2 separate regions of the Homo sapiens genome follow, and region 1 is linked to region 2. A link is an interaction called in ENCODE POLR2A ChIA-PET data of the cell type or tissue named here. Cell type or tissue: OCI-LY7. All regions are shown on one strand. Links, peaks and the distances in the headings refer to the core of each region. The heading gives the core; the rest is flanking DNA.

The links. Peaks named below come from ENCODE experiments on the same cell type or tissue, not always from the same donor. Only the 100,000 strongest peaks of a DNase experiment are listed, where the experiment ranks them.
Region 1: POLR2A ChIA-PET joins it to region 2 with 12 read pairs; 2 of 35 experiments call an interaction of 5 or more read pairs at or near these places.

What each region holds. Positions count from the first base shown.
Region 1 is chr5:137,051,156-137,063,215 of GRCh38, reverse strand. All of the region lies in intron 6 of SPOCK1 (SPARC (osteonectin), cwcv and kazal like domains proteoglycan 1), which reads left to right. Among named protein-coding and RNA genes, the nearest start is that of CTB-1I21.1, 320 kb to the right of the region's middle. In OCI-LY7, for the core only: no CTCF peak of the experiment used is centred there; no DNase peak of the experiment used is centred there.
Region 2 is chr5:137,118,862-137,130,921 of GRCh38, reverse strand. All of the region lies in intron 4 of SPOCK1 (SPARC (osteonectin), cwcv and kazal like domains proteoglycan 1), which reads left to right. It overlaps LOC105379192 (a long non-coding RNA gene), which reads right to left and starts at 2,725. Exons shown (of 2, transcript NR_134246.1): 1 at 2,662-2,725; 2 at 1-232. In OCI-LY7, for the core only: no CTCF peak of the experiment used is centred there; a DNase peak (open chromatin) is centred at 6,121.

The sequences.
Region 1 (12,060 bases), core at 2,888-10,887, 68 kb after region 2:
CAGGCCGGACTGCGGACTGCAGTGGCGCAATCTCGGCTCACTGCAAGCTCCGCTTCCCGGGTTCACGCCATTCTCCTGCCTCAGCCTCCCGAGTAGCTGGGACTACAGGCGCCCGCCACCGCGCCCGGCTAATTTTTTGTATTTTTAGTAGAGACGGGTTTCACCTTGTTAGCCAGGATGGTCTCGATCTCCTGACCTCATGATCCACCCGCCTCGGCCTCCCAAAGTGCTGGGATTACAGGCGTGAGCCACCGCGCCCGGCCCTGAATATTTCTTACTACATCTCTAAATTACCTCCTGACAAGGGCAGGTGACTTCATTGCCTTATCTCTCTCATCTCCATAAAGCCAGTCCAGCCTCAAGAGTATGAAGCAATGGTTATCCACAAAAACAAAAAACAAATAAAGGAAAACACAGTTAAAAAGAGGGAGATGAAATTGAAATCTCTGCGTTGGGCTGGGGTTCTGTGCATTTTTTTGTTTTTTTCAGGAAAGGTCTCTCCCAGTTTCTCTTGGTATTTTTTAGGACCCAACAGTCAGCCCCGTCAGCAAAGTCACTTTTTAGCTCTGACCTGAATTCTTCAGCTCCAGGGCATTGCTGATGCTTTTTCTTCAGTACTCGGTGAAAACCATGAGGAAAGTCTGAGGTGCTGTCTTTATTATTATTATTATTATTATTATTATTATTATTTATAATGCTTGAAAATCTCAAGAGGAAATAGAGGTCTCTCAAAAGTGGAGGCTTTAAGGTAGATTTTTCAGCTAGCCCATACTCCACCCCTTCTGAACCTGAGCATCTGCCTGCTCTGCCCTACTTCCCCTGTTTCAGGGACATAAACCACTCCCTTCTGGCCTGAGCATAGCAGCCCCATTCCCTGCACCTCATCTGAGAAGGGATTTGGAGCTTCCCCTTCCCCGAGGTGAGGACTTGGCAGGGTTGTAGGATTTTGGATCAAGAAGAGTCTCACTTATCCACACCATGTTGAGGAGTCTTCTCTGTTCCTCCAAGGTGCCACAGCTTTCCCCATACGGACCAGGGGAAGGCCAAATGGGTGGGGCCTCAGATCTCCTCCAGAGTGACTCCATTCTTACACGTTACCACTTAGATTACACCTGTGGGAAGAGTTTGACCACCACTGGTCTTTATTCAGTCCACATTCACCAGAAGAGAACCCTGGAGGCTCACTGAGAAAAGATCCTTGCGTGCCATCAGCTGACAGCTCACCTGACCCTGGGTCTAGTGAGTTTGTTCCTATCACGTGTGGGTACATCCTCAGTCACAGTCAGCAGCATCTTTAGCCTGAAGATGGTGGCAGGTCTGTATGATGGGAGTTAAATTTAATTTCTCCTGGGTCTGAAGTCACTTGCCCACATCTTACAGTATTAACCATCAGGCAGAGAATGTCACCACACTCCCAAACCAGCAAGGTTTAGAATGGCATCCTACAGACGCCCTCCCACCCGCCCCCTCCACTCTATCTCTAGAAGAGGAAACAGAACATTCTCCAAGGACAGCTCCTTCTTTTCTTCTGTTGGCACAGATTAGATCAGAAGGGATGTGGCTCCAGCCTAAGAAATTATGGAGAAGGCTGTGGAACTGTTACCCACTTCCTGGCCTGACATGAGCTGGGAGGTAGGAGCAGGATGGGGGCAGGTTTGGTGCAGGAGGGGAGGAAAGAGAACTGCAAGTTTTTCCAACAGGGCATGCTAAAGAGGAAATAACAACTTCCCTCCAGCTGAGCTATTTAGAACAGTAGAAAAATAGTCTACAGTGATTTTCTTTTCTCAAACGGTGTTTTCAACCCGAGGGCTAGATTCTGGGGGAAACTGTCTTGGGTTGACAGACGGTTGTCCAATTCCATTACTTATCACAAGTGGAGCTGGAAACGTGGATAAAAGGGAACAGGAGGCGGTGAAAAAGGGAATGGGGTAAGGAGTTCCTCCTAGCTGTAATGTCTCAATGGAAAATTCCTGAAAGAATCCTGCTGCAGAGGCTCCTAGAAAAATAGAGATTTATCTTTGCATCCAGGAAAGAACATTTTTGTTTAATGCCCGTTGTGTAAGAGAGTGAAAGCCTTGGGCTTGCAAACTTGGAATTTAAAAGCAGTTTATACTAACCTTTCGATACATATTCAGCTTCATTCACTTGTCATTCAGTACTACATTTGGGTCAGAAATTAAGCACATAAAGGAATATTTTTTAGGGCCTTGTTATTCTAAATGTCATGACCTTAAAAAAATGCTTGAGAATTAAATTGGCAACTGCATCAAAGAAGAAAAATTCATTTGTCAGGACTCTGAGGTAACTGCTGACTTTGACTTTGATCTCAGATTCTTCCTCTTCTGTGAGTTCAACTCTGGGAAAGTGCACCACAGGTTTTCCTGGTCCTCTGAAGTCTATTTGATAGCAAGTGATTGGGGAAAGCTAAAGGTGAACAGAGAAAGAAGGATAAGCTGAGGCAAAGGGTAGCTGCGGTCGGAACCAGAGTTCAGTGAACGGGATAGAGGTTTGTGCTAGAAATTAATGGCTTTGATAGTTTGCCCAGACAGCACTCTTATCCTGCACTTACTGTTTTTTTTTTTATGTACAAAATTAACATACATTCTTTTTATTTTAACTTTTAGTTTTAGGGGTATAAGTGCAGGTTGGTTCTATAGATAAATTGCATGTCATGAGGGTTTGGTGTACAGATTATTTCATTTCCCAGATAATAAGCATACCCAATCGGTAATTTTTTGATCCTCACCCTCCTCCCACACTCAACCCTCAGGTAGGCCCTGGTATCTAGTGTTCCCTTCTTTGTGTCCATGTATACTCAGTGTTTAGCTCCCATTTATAAGTAGGATGATGCAGTGTTTGGTTTTCTGTTCTTGCATGAGTTTGCTTAGGATAATGGCCTCCAGCTCCATCCATGTTGCTGCAAAGGATATGATCTCACTCTTTTTTATGGCTATGTAGTATTCTATGGTACATGTGTACCACATTTTATTTATGCAGTTTACCACTGATGGGCTTTTAGGTTGATTGCATGTCTTTGCTATTGTGAATAGTGCTGTGATGAACAGACGTATGCAGGTGTCTTTATGGTAGAACAATTTATATTCCTTTGGGTAAATACCCAATAATGGGATTGTTGGGTCAAATGGTAGTTCTCTTTTAAATCCTTTGAGAAATTGCCAAATAGCTTTCCACAGTGGCTGAACTAATTTACAGTCCCATCAGCAGTATATAAGTGTTCCCTTTTCTCTGCAGCCTTGCCAGCATCTGTTATTTTTTGACTTTTTAATAATAGCCATTCTGAATCATGTGAGATGCTATTTCATTGTCGTTTTGATATGTTTCTCTAATGATTAGTGATGTTGAGCATTTTTTCATATGCTTGTTGGCCATGTATATGTTTTCTTTTGAAAAATGTTCATGTCCCTTGCCCACTTTTTAAGGGAGTTGTTTGTTTTTTACTTGTTAATTTAAGTTCCTTATAGATTCTGGCTATCAGACCTTTGTCAGATGCATAATTTGCAAATATTTTCTCCCATTCTGTGGGTTGTGTATTTACTCTGTTGATGTCTATTTACTCTCTTTTGCTATGCAGAAGCTCTTTAGTTTAATGAGGTCCCATTTGTCAATTTTTGTTTTTGTTGCAATTGCTTTTGGCATCTTTGTCATAAAATCTTTGCCAAGGTCTATGTCTAGAATGGCATTTCCTAGGTTTTCTTGAAGAGGTTTTATAGTTTTAGGTTTCGCATTTAAGTCTTTAATCCATCATCCCAGTTTGGTTATTTATTTATTTTGCATTTACCTTCAATTATTTCTATATGCATATAATAATTTTTTAACTTTACTCATCCATAATTGGGATTATATTCTACATAATGTTTTGCACCCTGCCTTTTATATATCATACATATATTTTCACGTAAGTACATGTAGACCTATCTAGATATGTGTGTATTTGCCTGTCTGTCACCAGCTAACCTGCCTGCTTCCTTGAACTCCAGACTTAAATATGTAATGACTACTTAGCATTTCCACTTGGATGCCCCTAGGCATATCAAGCTTAATGTCTAAAATCAAACTTTAAGACATCCTTGTCTTGTATTATAATAGCTTCCTAATTGATCTCCTGGTCCTTACCTTCTTTTTTTTGCACATGGTAGTCCAGCTGATTCTGTAAAATGTAAATCAGATTATGTAGTCCCCTGTTCAAGACACTCCATCTTGTTAAGATTAAGAGGAAAAGTTAAAGTCCTTTCAGTGACCTGCAAGGCAACATGCTCTGGTCCTCTGTTACGTGTCTGTCCCCATCTTTTGCTGCTCTGATCCTTGTGTGCTCAGCTCCAGGCACACAGGTCTCCCTGGAGCTCCTCAAATGTGCCCTTCTCACCACTGCCTCAGGGCTTGGCACTGACCATCTCCTAGGCCAGGACCCTCTTCCCCAGACATCCATGGGGCCACTCCGTCAACCACCTCTTTAAATCTTTGCACAAATGTCACCTTCTCAGGAAACCTTCCCCTGAACTTCCTACCTACCTTCTCCTATTTATTTTTCTCTGTATCATTTATCACCTTCTAATATATTCGTTTGCTTACCTTTTTTCTTTATTGTCTATCTTGCCCAAGTAGAATGGAAGTTACAGGAAGTCTTTTTGTCTAGATTTTCAATGACTGACAAATGTCAAATGAATCTACTTCATTCTTTTTAAAATGTTGTCCATTGTACATATGTACCATAATATACAATGTTTAAAATAGTAAACAGATGATTTATGGCACAAGATAGTCTGTATAAAGTGCTTAATTTGTGAATTGTGCTAAGCACTTTATACATATGTTTAATCCCCCTAACAGCCAAATAATGTTATCTCCTTTGCTGGTGAGAAAATTTGAGATTTGGATCTGTTCAGTACCTTGCCTAAGGCCACACAGATAATAGATGACAGAACAGGGATCTGAAACCTTTTCTGGAACTTGTGCTCTTACCCTTACATTATACTGTGTTCTTAACCTAAATTCAATGTCCACTGAAAGGTCGGGCTTCCTTTGAAAAAAGAAAAAGTGCACACCCCACTCTTCCACACGTGTCCATCCGCACACTTTAAGCTAAATTTTCCCATGCTTTCGGTACTCAGAGAATATAGCCCTTTACGAGATCACAGCCTTCACTGATGGGATTTTTCCAAAGTGAAAGAATTAATGTCCTCACACATTTTCTCCTGTCTTTTTCTCAAGCAGGCTTAGCTCTCTGAAGTTTATCAAAACACTGGCATGGGCTCATTGTTCATCACCATATTATGCTTTTCTGATAGCTACAAGTTTCCAACCTAGCTCTTAAAGATAAAAATTCATTTGTAATCTGTCCTGAGGTTGACTGTTCTTCCATTGCCCTGCTATCCATTACTGTGAAAAGAAAAGACAGCATTACAATAAAAAATAAATTGAAATTATCACCAGACGAAAGTAAGTGGCTTCCACCCCACAAAGCAGACTGCTTAGTGAAATGTTGGTAGGCCTCTTTCCTAGATCCAAGTGGTGTATTGGGAGCTAGGCCTTTGACAGGGCAGAGAGCAAAGAAAGGTGTGGCCCCAGTCCAACAGGTGTAGTAAGAATCAAATGAGCTCAATTTTAGCTATAAAAGTAGAGTTACAGTTCACAAAATATAACTTTTATCATCATTGTCATATCAATGATGATGATTCTCTGTTTGAAAACCCAAAGTGGCAATTACATATAAAGCAGGAATGTCACTTTGATAATTTAACTTGAGGAATATATAATGATGCCAGATAAAGCTCAGAATCAATAGTTGGTTGAATGTATAGTGATAGATGTTCAGGTTGGTTAGAGCTGCAACCAAAACACAAACAACCATCCAGCTCTCTCCTTATTCTGAAGAGACTGAAGTAAAAGAGGGAACTGAGATGTGTTCAAATCACAAAGAAGTAATTAGAGTAAAACCCTGTGTTCCTCTCCTAGTCCCAGAAAGGTCACCTCTAAGGCCCTCCTGCTTGAAAAGAGTGAGCAGCGCTCTATGGCAAGAGAAAAGACCTGCTGACACAGTAGGAGATCTGGTTATGAATCTTATTATTTCAAGGCTTAGAATGAGCTTAAAGCAGCAATAACTTCAGAACAATTTAGGGGAAGTACTGGGAGGGTGAGGAACAGTGATATTAGTAGAGAGGAGACCATAGGGTCTGCATAATGTGGGAAGCCCTGCTTTCAAGTTTCCCAGTGATGTAGTAGCAGGTCTTCCTGGAGGCAGGTCCTTCATACTTGCGTAAATTTTACCATGTAGAAGGATCTTGAATGAACAAACCTAGCCCACCTGTTGCATAGCAGTCGGTGGTGGGGGGAGGGTCTCAAGAAGGTAGTTACATGTGCCTGTCTCCTCTCATCCTAGCCAAGAGAGCACCAATTTACTCTGGACTCCTTGGCCTTACTATGTTTGGTCCAAGCTTGAGTCTGCTAAATGGCTGTTGCCACCAAGTCATGTGTGGAAGTGGAGTGAGGCTGTCAACCAAGTAGATCTCCTGGGCTTCACTCAAAAACAGATGTGATCATAGCCGCAGCCAAGAAATACTCCGGAAAATGACTTGCAAAAAAACTAAGTTAAAAAAAAAAATAAAAGTCCTTTTTTATGAGGGCTACTAATCCTATGGAACTACCCCTGAGAAGTATTACAGAGGCTGAAGAGGCCTAAATCTCTCTCCCTGTATCTCCCAAAATCTTAGAATTTAGGATATTATATCCTAAGCCAGGCCAGTCACCAGGGAGTTTTTGCACTCCAGGACAGTAGCTTGGAGTGGACGGCATCATGTCCCCTTACTCCCTTGACCTCATCTAAATCCAGATCTCAGTCTATGACCTGGTTCCTTTAGGGTAGGATACTGCTGGTTCTCCCCAGCCTCCAGGATCTGGCATCTGTACTTCCCATAGACCCCCTGTCCCCCACCCCCACATGGTTGTGTAGCTGCAACAGCGTCCCCTCACCTGCCAGACTTCTGTCTGTGATTCACACCTGCCAGCCTGTCTTGTCCACCAGGGTCTTCAGCTCCAGCTTTTCCTACAGCCTGTTGGCTGCTGTGTGTACCATGCCCAGGACAGTGCATGGCACAGATTAGACTGACTTCAATCATTTGTGGAATGAAGTAACTGAGGAAATGTATAGGGTCTTACTGTTTTCCAGGCACATTTATGTACTTGAGATTTTGGTGGTCCCAGCCCTTGGAAAAGTTGGGTTTTGTAGGTGACTTAGGTCCCGAAGTCAAAGAGGCAGGTTCCTCCACCTGAAGGTACTTGTCTATGTACTTCCCTACATGGGTCATTCTGGGGCACGACCTCAGGCTAACAGGTAACTGCTGTGCGTTTCTGGCTCCTCTGCACTGGGAAGATGCCATCATCAGAAGCAAGCTCAGGCAGTCTGTTCTTTCCCTACAGCCCACCTCCCTGACTAGAGAGAAGGGCTCAAGGTGTCTCAAGAAGCAAGTATTTTTGCCTTGATGACAGAGGTGTAGCATCCTGTGGTATAGAACATTCTGTTTAGTGTTTCCTTGTGCCCTTGTGAGAACACAGAACATTTATAGCCAGAGGAGGGAGTATCTGGAGATTACAAGCATTTGTTCTCTTTTGAGTGAAGAGCTCCTGTTATAAGAATTATACATAGTTCTGTGTTGTGAAATAGTTGGCTTAATATCTGATTACCATTGTGCCCAAGAGGAAACTTGCCTACTTGGGGAAAGCATAGTGAGTTAAAATAACACAGATCTGTTACTTCGTGTACCTTGCTTCTCAAGGCCTCTGAGCTATATTTAAAATTTAAAGCTTAAAACAATACCCCCAGAGGGTTTTTTTTGCCCTAAAATTGAGGACAGTGACTGGGTCTGTTGGTAATGAGTAATGTATCTTCATCCATTCAGCTGTCCATCCAGCCAGCTGGCATTTATTAAGTGCCTGTTCTGTGCCCAGGTCCTATGCTCTTTCTCCCTTAAGTGGGATAACAAGAACTCTTAGGACCAGATACAACCACAGTGTGTTGCTCATGGGTCTGCATATGGAGCTCACTTATGTCTCAGGGTAATAATTGTGTCGAGCTGAGCTGTTTTCCATGTCTTTATAGAGCAGAGTTTATAAGTCCAGGACTCCAATAATTTTTATTGCTGAGTACGTTTCTATAATTTTGACATACTACCATTGTGGTCTCTGTGGTCAGAAGAACTAGGTTTCATTTCATGTGGTTGAAACAAGGAAACCTATTTAAAAATACAAGTGATTCTATTACATTTTGGACCTTATGTACTGGCACTGTAAACTCATTAGATTGTGACCTTCTAGAAAGCAGGGATTATGTCTAATTTATCTTTATATCCCCAGCATAGGATCTGTCGAATGTATGGTCACCACTAAGTGTAAATATTAATTTGTAATATGTCTGTTACAAATTTAATTAGAGCAATACTTAATAAATATCTAGATTAAATTAGTGCATTTCTGCTTCCTATTATGAGTTGTTTATTCTCCATATGGCAGAGACTGACCTCCTTCTTGGTTTACTCCAAGACTTCTGATTCAAGTTGGCCTCTAAATTCTCTGGGTGGCTTTCCTTGTTGGCGTTCTGTGATAACCACACTGACTCCTTTGTCCTCTGGGGCCCTGTGCACCTGGTTTGTTGCCTCCTTGTCCCATGAGCAGCAGCTAAGGGACATCACAGTGTGGCCTCTGCCACATGTGCTGCCTTTGCTTTCTGTCTTGTACAGGAAGACTCCTGTCCCCCTGACCTTCCATGAGCCTAACTCTGTATCTTCAAGGTTTAGGCAAACTTGTTTGCACTTGTCTATTATTTGCCTTCAATTATATATGATAAGACTTGTTGAGAGGGAGTCTTATACACTAGAAAATGCATTGCCTGTGGAACCAGGCAATTGTAAAGTTGAATTCTAGCCCCAGAACTTGCTAGCTATGTGGCTTTGGGCAAGCTACTTAACTTCTCTGAGTCTCAGTTTTCTCATCTGTAAAAACAGATAGATAGGCCTATCTTGTGAGGTTATTAGAATGAAACAAATTAATTGAGATAATTATGAAAGTGGCTGGTTCTAAAAGGTGCTCAATGTATACCATTTTCCTTCCTTTTTTAATGTGTGTGCATGCGCATGCACACACACATACACACAGACATGGATCTGCTCTTTGTACAATTTGACAATACCAGCCTTCCAAAAGACCTTGGAATTCTAGAATTAGTCTTGTAGACATGTAGCAGAGACACTGTTAGTTGTCTAGCCCATAGCCATTTGATTCTGGTTTTCTTTGAGGAAGAATAAGCTCACCTGCATTCTTATTTTCCCAGTCTCTTCCAGCTGAGGATGTGGCCCTGTGATTCAGTTCTGGCCCGTGAAATGCAAGTAAAGTCTTCTAGAGATTTCTAAGAAAGCTTTTGCTTTTATAACAAACAGGGACAGGCAGAGCTTGTGCTGTGTTTTATCCTTGCAGAGGTGTGAGTGGAGCTGCAGCAGCCCTTTTGTAGCCACAAGATGCCAAGCCTAAAGCTTCAGACCCACCCCCCACCCATTAAGGATGACTGAGCCGAAGCCCAGAAAGAACCTGGGTCCCCAGTGGCACTATGGAGTAGCTGAAGCAACATTGTGACTGCCTTTCTTCTGATTTCTTGTGTCACAAAGTAAATCCCCATGAATTTATGCCACTGTTAACTAAGCTTTCTTATTTGCAGCTAAACACATTTTCTAATGGAGATAGAGCACATCCTTTTTACAGGCAATATTGGTGCAAGGTCAGAAGTTGTCAAGGTGCCAGGAACAATGGCAACTTGGTATCTAGGGGAGGAGGAGACCAGAGATGGCCTCAGGAGCCATCTCTGGTTTACTCCAAGACTTCTGATGCAAGTTGGCCTCTACACTCTCTGGGTGGCTTTCCTTATTGGCTTTCTGTGATAACCACAACTGACTACTTTGCCCTCTGGCGCCCTGTGCACCTTGGTTTGTTGCCTCCTTGTCCCTGAGCAGCAGCTAAGGGACATCACAGTGTGGCTCAGAGGTCATGCTTCTTGTCTCAGGAGCATGTAGTTCCTAGAATTAGCTAAAGGGCTTAGAATGTCCTGGAGAGGGAATATTTGACCTATGGTTATAAATCATGTGTTCCTCATGCCTTGGAAAGACAGAAAAGGGAGCAGAAAAATTGTCCCATGGTACCAGCCAACAAGGCATGCTGGACCAGAACACCCTGTGCCTGCAGTTGGACAGAAGAAACCACCTAACTGGAGAAGACAGTTATGTGATGGAAGACAGGAGACATAGGCTCATTTAAAATGAGCATTAAAAAAAAATAGGAGTTATACATATTTATTATAGAACACTTAAAAATACTGCAAAATACAAAGAATAAATTTTTAAAATTACCCAGCCTCCCAAACTGAATATAATAAAATACTATTTAAAAATCTTTACTATTAGCTTAATAATACTTAATTATATTCCCATATCATCAATTATTCTTTTAAAAACTGATTTTTAATGGCTGCATGGTGTTCAATTCTATAAAAGTACTATAATTATTGTAACTAGTCCTTTATTATTGAACATTTAGCTTCTCTAATTTATAGTTATAAATACTGATTTTATGAACAACAATGTATATTAATTTTGCACACACCTTAATTATTTTCATAGGATGCATTTTTAGAAGTAGAATTTCTGGGTAAAATGGCTTGTATACTGTAAGTCTTCTGTTACATACTAGCAGAAATTCTTTCAGAAAAGATGTGCCACAAGTGATGTGTAGGAATGCCTAGTCAGAGGACCACTGTCATTTTTGGATACTATAATTTTTAAAAGAATTTTTCCACTTTGTGGGTTAAGAAAAAGGTAGCTTTCTTAGCAGGGATTTAGTTTAACGGTAGGTGACTGACACTCCTGAACCTAAATAACAGTGGTTTAAACAAAAGAGGGTGTATTTCATTTTCACATAAAATGAGTCAAGTGGTAGGAAGTCCAGGGCTTGTATGAGGCAACCTCAATCATAAGGGAACCAGGCTCCACTCTTGTTGCTCAAACAAGTCTGCCTCATGGTCCAAGATGTCTGCTAGAGCTCCAGCCATTCCAGCTTTAGTCCAGTCAGTGGGAAAAATTGAAGAGCAAAGAAGGGCACCCCTTTCTTTTGAGCAGACCTCTGTGAATTTGGATACAGTTCTGCTTACATCTCAATGGCCATCTCAGTCTGAATTTAGTCTGAGTACAGTCACGCATGGTCCTACCTAGATGCTGGGGAGTACAGAGTTTTCAGGTCAAAAGCAGTAAGCCAGCAGAAAATCAAGGTTCTCATTACTAGGCAGAAGAATGGGTCTTGGGAGACAATTATCTGACTCCTACACATTTTGATTTCTTACTTCTTTGATCATACTGGAGGTTAAAGGTGTGTATGTGTGCGTGTATGCTATTTGTAATTATTTTTAAAATGCCCTATATCCTTTATGATTTCCCTTTTAGGATGCTGATTTTTTTTCTCAATAGTTTCTCAGGTTATTCTTTTATATCCTTAATTTGATATGAATTCTTCATATGTAGTTCACTTTTCCCCCAATATGTCATTTGTTTTTAACAGTGGTTTCTGATGAACTAAGATTTTGAGGTTTTTATCCAGTCAGGTCCATCATTCTTTTTGTTTAGAATTTCTGGCATTGATATGTGTTTATAAATCTCTGTCTTACTCTGAGACCAGATAAAATTTCACCTATGTTTCTATTTTGTTCTGTCATGGCTTGAATTTTTCATGTTTGATGCATAAGGCCAGTGGCATTCAAACAGGAAGAAATCATTTCTACAGTAAGCCAATACCCAAAGCTTTCACCAGGCAGCGCCCTTACTCTGTAAGACATGCCCTGTTTTCTTTTCTCTGCTATCATACCTCATGTTTGGGAAAGATTTTTTGAGGACCCATTCGTAGATTGCAACTCGTAGTTGGAAAAGTACTACTAATAATCAGTCTCATACTTTTTGGGGTATAATAGGAAAACTGAAACTGTATTTTGTGTGTGTGTTTTAAATAGCCAGTTCA
Region 2 (12,060 bases), core at 2,235-10,234:
AGGGCCAGGAGAGATGAAAGTTAATTAGTTTGGGGACCTTGGCACCTTTCCAAGGCATTCTCTTAAATGAGGTTTTTCATGGGCATACATTGAACCCAATGTTGCTGTGCTGCAAGTAATGAGAAGTTCTCCTCTCAGCCTGGCTTGTCCATGATGCGTCCACAGCTGGAGGTGCTGTGGTGTCATGCTTCCCAGTGAACTGCAAGTCTAGCTTCGGAACAGTGACATTGACCTGAAGGAAAGGAGGAGACCCAGCTCAAACTTTCCATCACTGTGAGGAATTCCCAAGTAGACAGCAAAGTGACAAGGGGCCCTGTGGCCTGGAGCTAGATACCTTCTCTTGGCAGGCACCAGGGAGGCCATCTCTGAATATGGTGACAGTGATGAAATGCTTTAGAGCTTGAGTCCTTCCTGTAGTTGCTTCAGCAGGACTAGCTCAGAAAACTGCTCATGTGCATGCTTTGGTGATTGTGGGTTATGGATCATTAATTCAGATCCCACTAAGTTGGAGTTTGTGATAATTTCTTTATTCAACAAATACTTATGGGTGCCTTCCATTTGCCAGACACTGTGTTATATGTTTGGAGTTTTATGATGAGTGGGCATAGTCTACCCTTGTGGAGATTAAAGTCTATTGAAAGAGACAGATGAAAAAAAATAAGTATCTAATAAACTGTGGTAAGATTAAGAAGGATAAGAGTGGAGTGGTTTAAGAATCACTTTAGATTGGTTGAACAGTGAAGGCCTTTGCAGGGGGCAAAGGTAAAACCACCTTTGTAAAGGTTATGACAGCGAGGGAAGTCTAGCATGGGTGACTCCATCTTGCCTCTAGCTTCACAGGCTGGCTGTCTTCACTCATTCCTGGACCCAGGTCAAACCAACTACGGGAAGAACTTAGTTTATAGTTAAACTTTGAAAGAAGGATGAGGGGGGAAGAAAGGAGGGGAAGTTCCCTCTTTAAAATGATCCCTTTCCTTGCTCAGGGACCAAAACCACCTTTGTGAGTCTAATGAAAAGCCACAAGATTAGGATTATGGGAGGGGTCTGAATTCGGCTAAAATGTAGGTGTAGCTAAACAATAACCAGCCATTGTCTACCAGCTTGCCTTTCTCTGATTCCTTGCTGCTCAGGAGTCATGTGACCAGAGGTAACAAGATTTGTGACTTTCCCTATTCTATCTATTGCTCCTATAGATAACATCACTATTGTAGAACCTAAGATTGATCTTTTGAGATATCTTCAGACCTGCACATCAAGCCCCTGACTGACTCCACTTGGACCTGGGACTCACAACTCAACCAGTCCTGTGGCCCCTACCCAGAGGAGGACTGAGTACATGAGGACCCTTTTTCACAGCCCTATGATTTTATCCCCCACCAATCAGTGGCACCCATTCCTTAGGCCCCTGACCACCCAATTATCCATAAAATCCCTAGCCTCTGAATTCTCAGGGAGGCTGATTTGAGCAAGAAAACTCCTGTCTGACCACTTGGCTAGCTCCGCATTAAACTCTTTTTCTACTATAATATCACAGTCTTGGTGAATTGGTTTTCTCTGTGTAGCGGGCAAGAAGAACCTATCAGGCAATTACAAAGGTGTAGGTACCAGCAAGGCAGAGAGGAGAGGAAGTGTTCTCAGTGGAGGGAACAGCCTCTGCAAAGGCCCTATGTCGGGGAAGAAGAGAAGGAGCTCGGTGTCCAAAAGAAAATGAGAAAGGGGAGGCCTGTGCTTCAGGAAAGAAGGAGTATGGATACATGAGGCTGGAAAGAAAGGCAGGGCTAGATTCTGCAACACCCTGAAGACCATGAGGACATGCGCAGCTCTCAGACCAGGTATGATGGGATGTTTTGTGTGGCTTTCAGTTGGAGAGTGATAGAATTGTGTGGTTTAGGGTGGACTGTATTTCCTTAAATTCTTGTTCTTTAAAGCAGACTTTTGTACCACTTGAGAGAATCTAGAGGGTTCTGTGTGCATTAGAAATCCTAACGATATCCTCATTGAGCTTGTAGACTAGTAGAGGAGGTTAAGAATGTGAATGTGTATAATCTAATCTAGAAGATAGAAAATCCCATGAAATAAAGTGGAAGCTCTAAGAAGGAAGAAAGCACTTCCAGCTACAGTTGGGGTTGGGGGAGGGTTGAACTCAGATAAGGAGCATTACTTAGTAGTGTTTATTAGTATTTACTAGTGTTTAAGAGCATATGAGGACACTGGCTCAGACCCATTGGGACATGCTTAATGTTGACACCTGTTAAATGGCACAGCTGGGGGACCAGGGCAGTGCTGCCCCAAACCCATCTTCTGTGTAAGAGCCACTCTGCCCTCAAGCTGCTTCCTGCACCGAATCTCCATTTCCTTCTAAAATGATTACTTTAAACCCCACATTATGGTATTTTTATAAGGAAAGCAGTGAGCTTAGTACCAGTACATAGTAGGCACTCAATAAATTTAGTCTTTCATCTGAGCCTCTAGTTCCTCAGGGAACAATCAGATGGGGGAACAATCCTTGCTAATCTCACAGAGGTTTTCAGGATCATATGTGCAAAGCGTCCTGCTATTTTTAATGTTCTGGGTTTAATGTCAGTTGTTATCTTAGTCCATTTGGGTTGCTATAAGACGATACTATAGACTGGGCAGCTTATAAACAAATTTATTTCTTACAGTTCTGGAGGCTCGAAAATCCAAGGTCAGGGTACTGGCAGATTCTGTGTCTGGTGAGGACCTACTTCCTGTTTCATAGACAGCTGTCTTTTTGCTGTGTTTTCACATGGCAGAAGCAGCCAGGAATATCTACGGGCCTTCTTTTATGAGGTCACCAATTCCATTCATGAGGTCTCCACTTTCATGACCTAATTACTGTCCAAAGGCTTCACCTCCAAATACCCTCACATTGGGGATTAGGTTTCAACATAGTAATTTTGGGGAGACACAAACATTGTCCATAGCATTCTTCCTCTGACGCCCATTAAATTCATGTCCTTTTCATATGCAAAATACACTCATTCTATCTCAATAGCCATAAACGTCTTAATTCATTCCAACATCAACTTTAAAGTCTTAAGTCCAAACTCTCATCTAAATATCATCTAAATCCAGTAGGAATGAGATTCAAGATACTGTTCATCCTGAGGCAAATTGCTCTCCAGCTGTGAACCTGTGAAACCAACATGTTATGTGGTTCCAAAATATAATTGTGGGATAGGTATAGGATTCCCATCCCAAAAGAGAGAAATAGGAAAGAAGAAAGGGATAACAGGCCCCAAGTAAGTCAAAACTTCAAAACGGCAAATAGTAGTAAACTTTAACATTCAAGAATAATCTTTTGTGACTTTATATTCTGCCCTTCAGGCCCACTGGGCAGAGCTACTCCCTTCCAGACCCACTGGGGTAGGGGTACTGCCTGCCAGACCCACTGGAGTGAGAGTCTCACCTTCTGGACCCATTGAGATGGCTGTGTTGCCCCCACGGCTTTGCCTAGCAGGGTTTGGGCCCCTGATGGCTCCAGGCAGCCCTGTCCCCCTACAGTGTCTCTGGTTCTTGCAACCATAGCTCTCTTGGGCTGGAATCATACACTGGTAGCTCTGCTGGTATGGAGCTGCTGGAGTAGGTGGGCATTGCCCTAATGTGGTCTTTCTGTGGTGGCCTCATAGTACTCACTGTGGCTCTTGTACTCTGGGCCTGTGATGGGTAGAGCAGCCCTGATGATTTCTGAATTGCTCTTTCCTTGTCTTTGATGATAGCTCTTGGCTTTTGTTTAGGTCACTGACTAATCTCACCATTGTCTTGAATAGCACCTGGCTTCTGTTGCGATGGCTGACCCATACTAATCTCCTTTATACATTGTCACTTTACCACACCCTTGGCATTCTCTCTAGATCATGTTTTCTCATTCTTTACAATATGAATAGGCTGAGAACTTTCTAAATCCTTAAGTTCTGCCTCCCTGTTGATGAACAATCTCATCTTTGAGTCATTTTACTGTAAGCAATCAGGAGGAGCCAGGCCACTTCTTGAACACTGTGCTTTGATATTTCCTCAGCCAAATATCCAGTTTAGTTGTTTGCAAGTTCTACCTTCCACAGACACTAGGACATGAACACAATTCAGCCAAGTTTCTTTCTTACAACTTTCTAACAAAAGTGGCCTTTCCTCTAGTTTCTTTATTTTTTGAGATGGAGTTTCGTTCTTGTTGCCCAGACTGGTGTGATCTCAGCTCACTGCAGCCTCCGCCTCCTGGGTTCAAGTGATTCCCCTGCCTCAGCCTCCCGAGTAGCTTGGATTACAGGCATGCACCACCATGCCTGGCTAATTTTGTATTTTTAGTAGAGATGGAGTTTCTCCATGTTGTACAGGCTGGTCTCGAACTCCTGACCTCAGGTGATCCACCCGCTTTGGCCTCCCAAAGTGCTGGGATTATAGGTGTGAGCAACTGTGCCTGATCTCCTGTAGTTTCTAATAATATATTCCTCATTTATGTCTGAGTCCTCATCAGAATGGCCTTTGCTATCTTAATATGTTTGTGTTGCTATGAAGGAACACCTGAGGCTGGGTAATTTATAAAGAAAAGATATATATTTGGCTCATGGTTCTGCAGGCTGTACAAGAAGCATGGTGCAGCATCTGCTTCTGATGAGGACTTCAGGAAGCATCCACTCATGGTGGAAGGCAAAGAGGAGCAGCATCACATGGCAAGGGTGAAAGCAAGAGAGAAAGAGGAGGGAGGTCCCAGGCTCTTTTTAACAATTATTTCTCATGGACATGAAAAGAGCAAGAACTCAACACTCAATTATTACAGTGAGAATGGCACCCAGCCAGCCATTCATGAGGGATTTGCTCCATGACCCAAACAGCTTACATTAGGCTCCACCTGCAACACTGGGGATCAAACTTGAGATTTGGAGGGGACAGATATTCCAACTATATTACTATCCAATTTCTACCAATATTGTGTTCAGGATTACTTAGGTATTCTCTAAGGCGATCAAAGCTTTCTCTATAGCTCTCTCCTTTTCTTTCTGGGTGCTCACCAGAATAGCCATAAAGATCCTTTCATGACAATCTAGGCTCTTGCCAGCATGCACATTCAGACTCGTCCAGCCTCTGTCCATTGCCCTGTTTCAAAGCTGCTTTTACATTTTTAGGTACTTGTCACTGCAGCACCCCACTTCTCAGTACCAATTTTCCATCTTATCGTGTTTGGGGCTGCTATGCAAAAATACCATAAACTGCCTGATAAACAACAGAAATGTATTTCTCATAGTTCTGAAGGCTAGGAAGTTCCAGGTCAAGGCACTGGCAGACTCTGTCTGGTGAGAGTCCCTTTTCACTAGGACATTTTTTCATTGTGTCCTCACATTGTGGGAACAGCTAGCCAGCTCTCTGTGGTCTCTTTTATAAGGGCACTAATCCCTTTGAGAGGTGAGTTAATGACCTAATTACCCCTGCCAAAGGCCCCACCTCCTAATACCATCATCTTAGAGGTTAAGATTTTGATATATGGATTTTTGGGGAGACACAGACATTTGATCTACAGCAGTTGTTGCTTTCTCTACTGGCTGAATGAACACTCCACTGCTTGTTTTGCTCTTACCACTCACTTGCAATGCCCAGATTCCCTCTGGAGTGTCAGCCATAGGCGGGCATGACTAGTTCACTCTTGTATCCCTTGTGCCTAGCTCAGGCCTTGGCACACTGCAGGTGTTCATGGCACGTTTAATGGATGAATGAATCAGTTAAATCAAGAAAGGAGCTGGGGGTACAGGGCCAAGCTGGTGCACTTAATGGAAGCTGTGTTAGGTCAGCCGAGTTGCAAAGTGATGCTTACAGTAAGAGTTAGTGCTATTAATACCATGAGGGAAGTGAGTATATTCCATTTCCTTTTGTTTGCTGCATAGAACCTACCACATTCCTGGATACACAGAAAATACTCAGAATGTGTCTATGAAACTCCCCAGGGAAACTGGAGGTAATGTGTCAATCTGCTGTGAAAGTGGCCCTGTTCTTGAGAAAGAGCAACATAACTAGACTCTGCACCCTGCCCGACCTGGTAGCCTGCTTATTTAGGGCCTTCTCTCTTTGTCTTCCTCTCTTTGTGCAAAGTGACTACACACATCTAAAGTCAGCTCTCCTCTGCAGCTGCAGGCTTGGCCTTGGTGGTGAGAGGATGTCATCCATCCCAGTGGCCCCAGGAGTCTCTCAGACCTGCAGTTCTGTGTTCTTCAGAGTGCTGCAGAATGGCCTTGGATCTGCCTTAAGGAAGTAAAAAAGGAGAGAGACAGGTATTGAGTGTGCACACTGCTGACTGTCTCGATGAGGGCCTGCATGGCTCTTCACTGGTCCTGAGCCCTGAGGCTCTTCCATGCCTGGCCTAGGTTTATCCTTAAGGACTGCCTCAGCCATGAGGCTTGTAGGCTCCAGAATCTCTTCTCTCTAAGGTCTGATTCCTCTCCCCTTGGTCCACAGGATTCACCCATGTTGCCCTTCAGAATAGGAGGCAACAGGGCTGCCTGAGGCCTGTGTTGCGCACTCAGCCAGAAATAAGCCTGGGGAGGCAGCAGGCAGCATCCTCAGGGGTTCGCTTTATGTCCTGGGGAGAAGCACAGAGAAGAGGGGCTGGGTGGTGAGCTGCTCAACCCTGAGAGGGGCTCAGGCCTGCAGCTGCTGCTCTCTGCCATGTGGGAGCCCAGGATACACCTGCAAACTAATTGAAATATGCTGCAAACTAATTGAAATATGTGATTTCCTGCCAGTCTACCTGGTCTCCAACTTGAGCAGTTTCTCCTTGCACCATTTTCTTCGTCTTGTGGTACGTGGAAAGTTGGCTTGTTGTTCTTTATGGCTCTGTGATTACCTACAGTTCTTCGGTGGTGGTTCCAAATCCTTTGCATCAGAGCGGTTCTCAGAGCAATACCTGGTAGAAATAGGCAGAGCAGAGGCTTGGGGTGATGAAGTTGTGCTCCTTCAGGGTGCTGGCATTGGGGGTACAAATTGGTGCAACATTTCTGGTGGGTATTTTGACCCCCTTGATTCTTTGATTCCATTTTTGTGGATCTATCTCATGGAAGTAAATAGACATTCACATACAGGTTTATATACAGGGATGTTCAGTGTGATTCAGGATGTTCAGTGATGACAAGGTTAAATAAATGGAAACATCCCCTTCCTCTAGGTGATTTCTGCTTGAACTCTTGCAGTATTGCGAGCCTGCCTACCAACTTTCTGAGGTAGCTTTCCTGTGTGGACAGCTCTTATGTCATGTTTGGGTTATCTTCCTTAGGTTGAGTCAAAAGGCTTTTTCTTGATAACTTCAACACGGTCTAGGTAGAATAGGTTCTGTCTGGTTCTGCTGTGGAATAGCATTGGGACACATTGGCTTACTACTCCCTGTGCTGACACAATTTTGAGCATCTTGTCTGTACAAGAGGGGCAGTTGAGTACCAACTGTATTGCCCAAAGTGGCCAGTGATAAACAGCTATGTTTGAGTGGCTGGGAACACGGGGCAAATGTGTGTGGAGGTGGAGGCTATCTGAGACCTTCTCAGAGAGGGCTGCTACTTGAGCTCACCTTTGGGAACGGATGGGGCATACCAGCAGAAGACAAGTGCTGGAGAAAACACAAGGCCTGGGGAGCTAGCCAGAGTTCTTGACTACCAATCCAGAAAATGTCCTACCAGTCAGGGCCACATAGGAGAGAAGGAGCTTCTCTGGGGCTCCGTCTCCTCTCCTCCAACACTGACTGTGAAGAAACTTCTTGAGCAGGGGATAAGTAATGGTGCGGATCTGGCTGTACCAGCCTCCTGTAGCGCTTTTGTGAATGACCCACCACTAATGTCTTATGGGGAATGGTGTTCAGCCTAAGCTCCTCACATGCCATGTCTCAATCAGGATCTAGCCTGTCTCTGTGTCTGTCCTGGCATCATGTCCCTGAAGCCACTTCTGCTTCATTTTACTGACTTGCTCCTTCTTAATGGCAATCACACCCAGCCCTCCCAGAACAGGGGGCTTTGCTGCTGGTGACCAGAAAACAATTACAGGTGTTTTCTTTCCCATGGGCACATCCCATGATAATTAATTGCCCTCAAGGAATGTAAGCAAGTGTTTTCCAAGATTAGAACAGCGAAGCTGATGGTGGAATGACATGTGCTTGTGCCAACCTTTGTATGCACACCTGAGCCTACAATTAGCTGGAATCTGTGCTTTCCCAGCTGCTCTGGCCCCTCCTGTGAAGAAGGAGGATTATGAATGCTCAGGCAGGAGATACCAAATGAAGTTCTCAGCCGTGGGTTTGCTTGATGAGTATTTGCTTTTTTCCAATTGGTGTGTCCATTGCTAAAGATTTCCTCTAAGGTCTCAGGGATAGAGATGGACCTCTCTTTAATGGGCCAATGAAAAAAGTAAAGTAGCAAAACAATAAATCAAACCAAAATGCCAAAGGTCAGTGGACAAAAGGAACAATTTCTTTTCTGACCCTTGTTAGTAAGAAATGGATTTTTAAAACAGAGCGCATCACTAACTATTATCCTAAGGGAATAAAAAAAGCTCAACTGTTCGTTTACATTTCCCTAATAGCTTGCAATTACACTGCTGCTTGGCACTTTTCCTTGGCAAAGCAGAATTTTAGTCAGAGCCTGAGAGTGCCTCTGTGTGTGTGTGTGTGTGTGTGTGCGTGTGTGTGTGTGTGTATAACTGCTTTTGCATGCAGGCCTCAGGGGCCTTGCTTGTTCAACAACTGAACTTTGAGGTAAAACCCCACTGGTGTCTGCCTCACAGATACCCTTAGTGTTACTGGGTGTGCTCTGTCACTCTCTTAATGGAAAGTGCAGACTGCAGTCTCATACCAGTTAGTAGACTTTACGTGGTCACGTCATCCTATTAGTCTTCATGATCTGGTCAGGAAACATGGAGGATATTGTGAGTTTAATGCTGGAAGTAGGTTTGACTAGTATCCTTGGACATCATATATATATATATAATCATATATAATACTGTTATATAATAACAGTATTATTTATGACATATAATAACATATACTAATAATTATATATAATTATATATTATATATTTAAAACCAAATATTTATAAAATATAATAATAGGGATAATAAGGATACTACTAATAGGGATAATAAGGATATTAGTATCCCTATTTTATATATGTATATAAAATACATACACACACACTTATATGATGTCCAGGAATACTGGTATCCCTGTTTTATAAATATATATGGAAACCAAATATATAATATATAATTTTATATATTATATATAATTAATGTCACTATATGTAATAAAGAATAATGTTCTATGTAATATAGAATATATTATATATAATATATAATAATACAAATTATATATTTAAATATATTATATATAAATTTGGTTTCACTTACAGGGAAACGTTGATTCAAGTAATGTTCCAAAGTGTGTGAATCACCAGAGATATGGATTGTGATCTGGCAAGTTCATTTTCTTCTTACTGTTTTCCCATTGGCCACATAATTTGCTCCTGGCATATTTAAATATAGCCTGGCTCATGGGATTCCTGAAATTAATAGCAAATGTCTTGCCACATAAATATTTTGTTGGAAAAGTTATCAGTCTGTGGATCTTTAATGTCTCAAAATAAGAATAAGAGCAAAAACAGTTAAGGTAACATCTTTTCTGAATAAATTTAGCTGTTCAGAGAAATTAAATATGATCATTATGTTTAATAATCATCCCATTTAATGTATGTTATGGGACGTACATTTAATGCAGTGCTAGCAGTATCTTTGAATTTGTTGCTCAATTTCTGGCTCATTCTAGGTAATTAATAAGTGTTTGTTGAAAAAGTAAAGACTGTAGAATCCTAACACATTTGGAATGTTTATACCTTCAGCTTTGATAGCTTAGCTTAAACAGGCCCTCAAAATATTAAGGTGGAAATTTAATTCAGATAGGATTGATCTCACCTCTTCATCTCCACTGAACTTTTGAGGACTGGTCAGGAAGATTTTATCTAGGTAACTCCTTTCTTCAGCCTCCTTCCTGCACTTGGGAGATCTTTCTCTGACTGTGACAACTTTGGTTTCTTTAAGCATTGCTGTAGAAATGCGAGACTGGCGGGCAGGTGTGAGTCCAGCAGCATGTATTTCTTTAGAAATTTTGAAAATGCATTTCCTTTTTAGATTTTGAACAATTTAGATCAGTGATACATGGTCGCAAGAGAATTGAGCAATAGAAAGGCATATAGAGTAACAAAGCAGCAGTTCTGTTTCATGTCCTCAATCCTACTTTTCTTGAGGGTGTGTTACACATTTGGTGTGTGCCTCTTTACTCATTTTCAATTTATTTGCACCTACTCATGCAGTGTTTTTGGAAATTCTCATTTGAGGCTGTTCAATCCTCTCATCTATGAAGAATAGATTCTCCTCAGCTGCCTTGGCCATTGTGCAGTCCAGGTGAGAGGTACATCGTGGAGTCCCAAGTTGAAATGAACCACAGTCTAGAGTTCAACATTCGGGTACACCAGAGAGATGTTCATGCTTTTGGAATTGCATGCATACCAGACACATATCCTTCTGGTGGGCCTGATTATGCTCTAAGACTTTTTAAATATGCACTTTTCCTAGGAGTTTTGAAGGTGCTTAAGAAACCTGGCTTGGGGCTGGTTTGGAAAGCATGCCCTGGGATGATGGCTCTCTACTTCTTCTGGGGCCTGCTTGTCTCTCCTGATATGAGCAAGTCTTGACCTGGATGTGTGGTGACCCTGGCTCTCGTTATCTGGGCCAAGCAAGACGGGGTGAAGCACATAAAGGTGCTGGTATTCCTGTGGTTGACCTCCCAGCTTGAATCAATGGATGCCCTCCACCCTGATGCTGAGGGCTTATCTTGTGGGTATGGGTCCTTCCCATTGCCCCACGTCTGCTTTCCCATGAAATCTCCCCAACTCACCACCTCCCTAACAGATTCTCTTGCTCTTCCTTGACTTTTCTTCCTCTTGGGAATGTTGAGAGGAGGAGATGGACAGATCAAATAAAGGGCTTGAAACAATGCCTGGTATGTTAAAGGAGCTGGACACATGTGAGCTATTATGGGTAGTAGTAACAGCAGTAGTAGCAGCAGTGGCATAATAAGGCCGCTTATAAGGCAGCTCAGTAAATGTTTAGCTGCTGTTATTGTTATTATTACATATTTGTCCTTTTAAATTTCAGCTTCTGTAAACAGCAAGTCTTTTGCACCATTGCGTGCCCAGTAGTGCTTGGGACACCCTCAGGCACACAGGAGTCACTCTCTTCAGTTCTCTTTGCCTTGTTAGGAAAACTGGACTCTTTGGACATGCTTTCACGTCTGGGATCTTCTTCATTTGGAACAGGAGGGAGACACGTGAGCCCACATACCCCACGATGGAAAATCTCTCTCGTGGGAGTCTCTTTCATCAGAGCTGCTTTTGTAAATGACACAGGCCATTATGCTCTTCCTGTGTAATTTTATGACTTAGTATAATGACTCAAATAACCCTAACAACAGAGGAATTATAGCATCGTTTTACATGACAGATTATTTCAATGGTTAACATGTTTTTCATTTCAATTAACATTCATTATTTTGTCTCTGGTTCAAAATAGCCACTATGTTAACTATCTGCTTTAGAAGCAATTAGTTTTGATTTGGCAAACAAATTCATTATTTTTGAATAGGCGATTTGATAGTAACATGAAAGTAAAATGCATGTAATCCTTCTGTGCCAGGAAACAAAGACTCTTATTATTGGAGAGGGATCATTCTCTGGTGGATTCTTCATCCCTTTGAGCTGACAGGTCTCTGTCTTAGAGATGTGATAAGAGAACAAAGACAGGACAGAAAAGAAGGTCCAGTTACTAGGACTGGTTATGTATGCCTTATTTTTTCGATCTGTAAAATGGGTTTATTAATAGCATTTACCCTCAGAGTAGTTGCTATGTGTGAGGAATCAGGGAGATGCGTTCAGGGCAATTAGACCGGCATGTAGTAGCCACACGAAACAAGTTGACTGCTGCTGCTGGTCTTCATTATCTGGAATTGCTTTACTCCTTCAGCA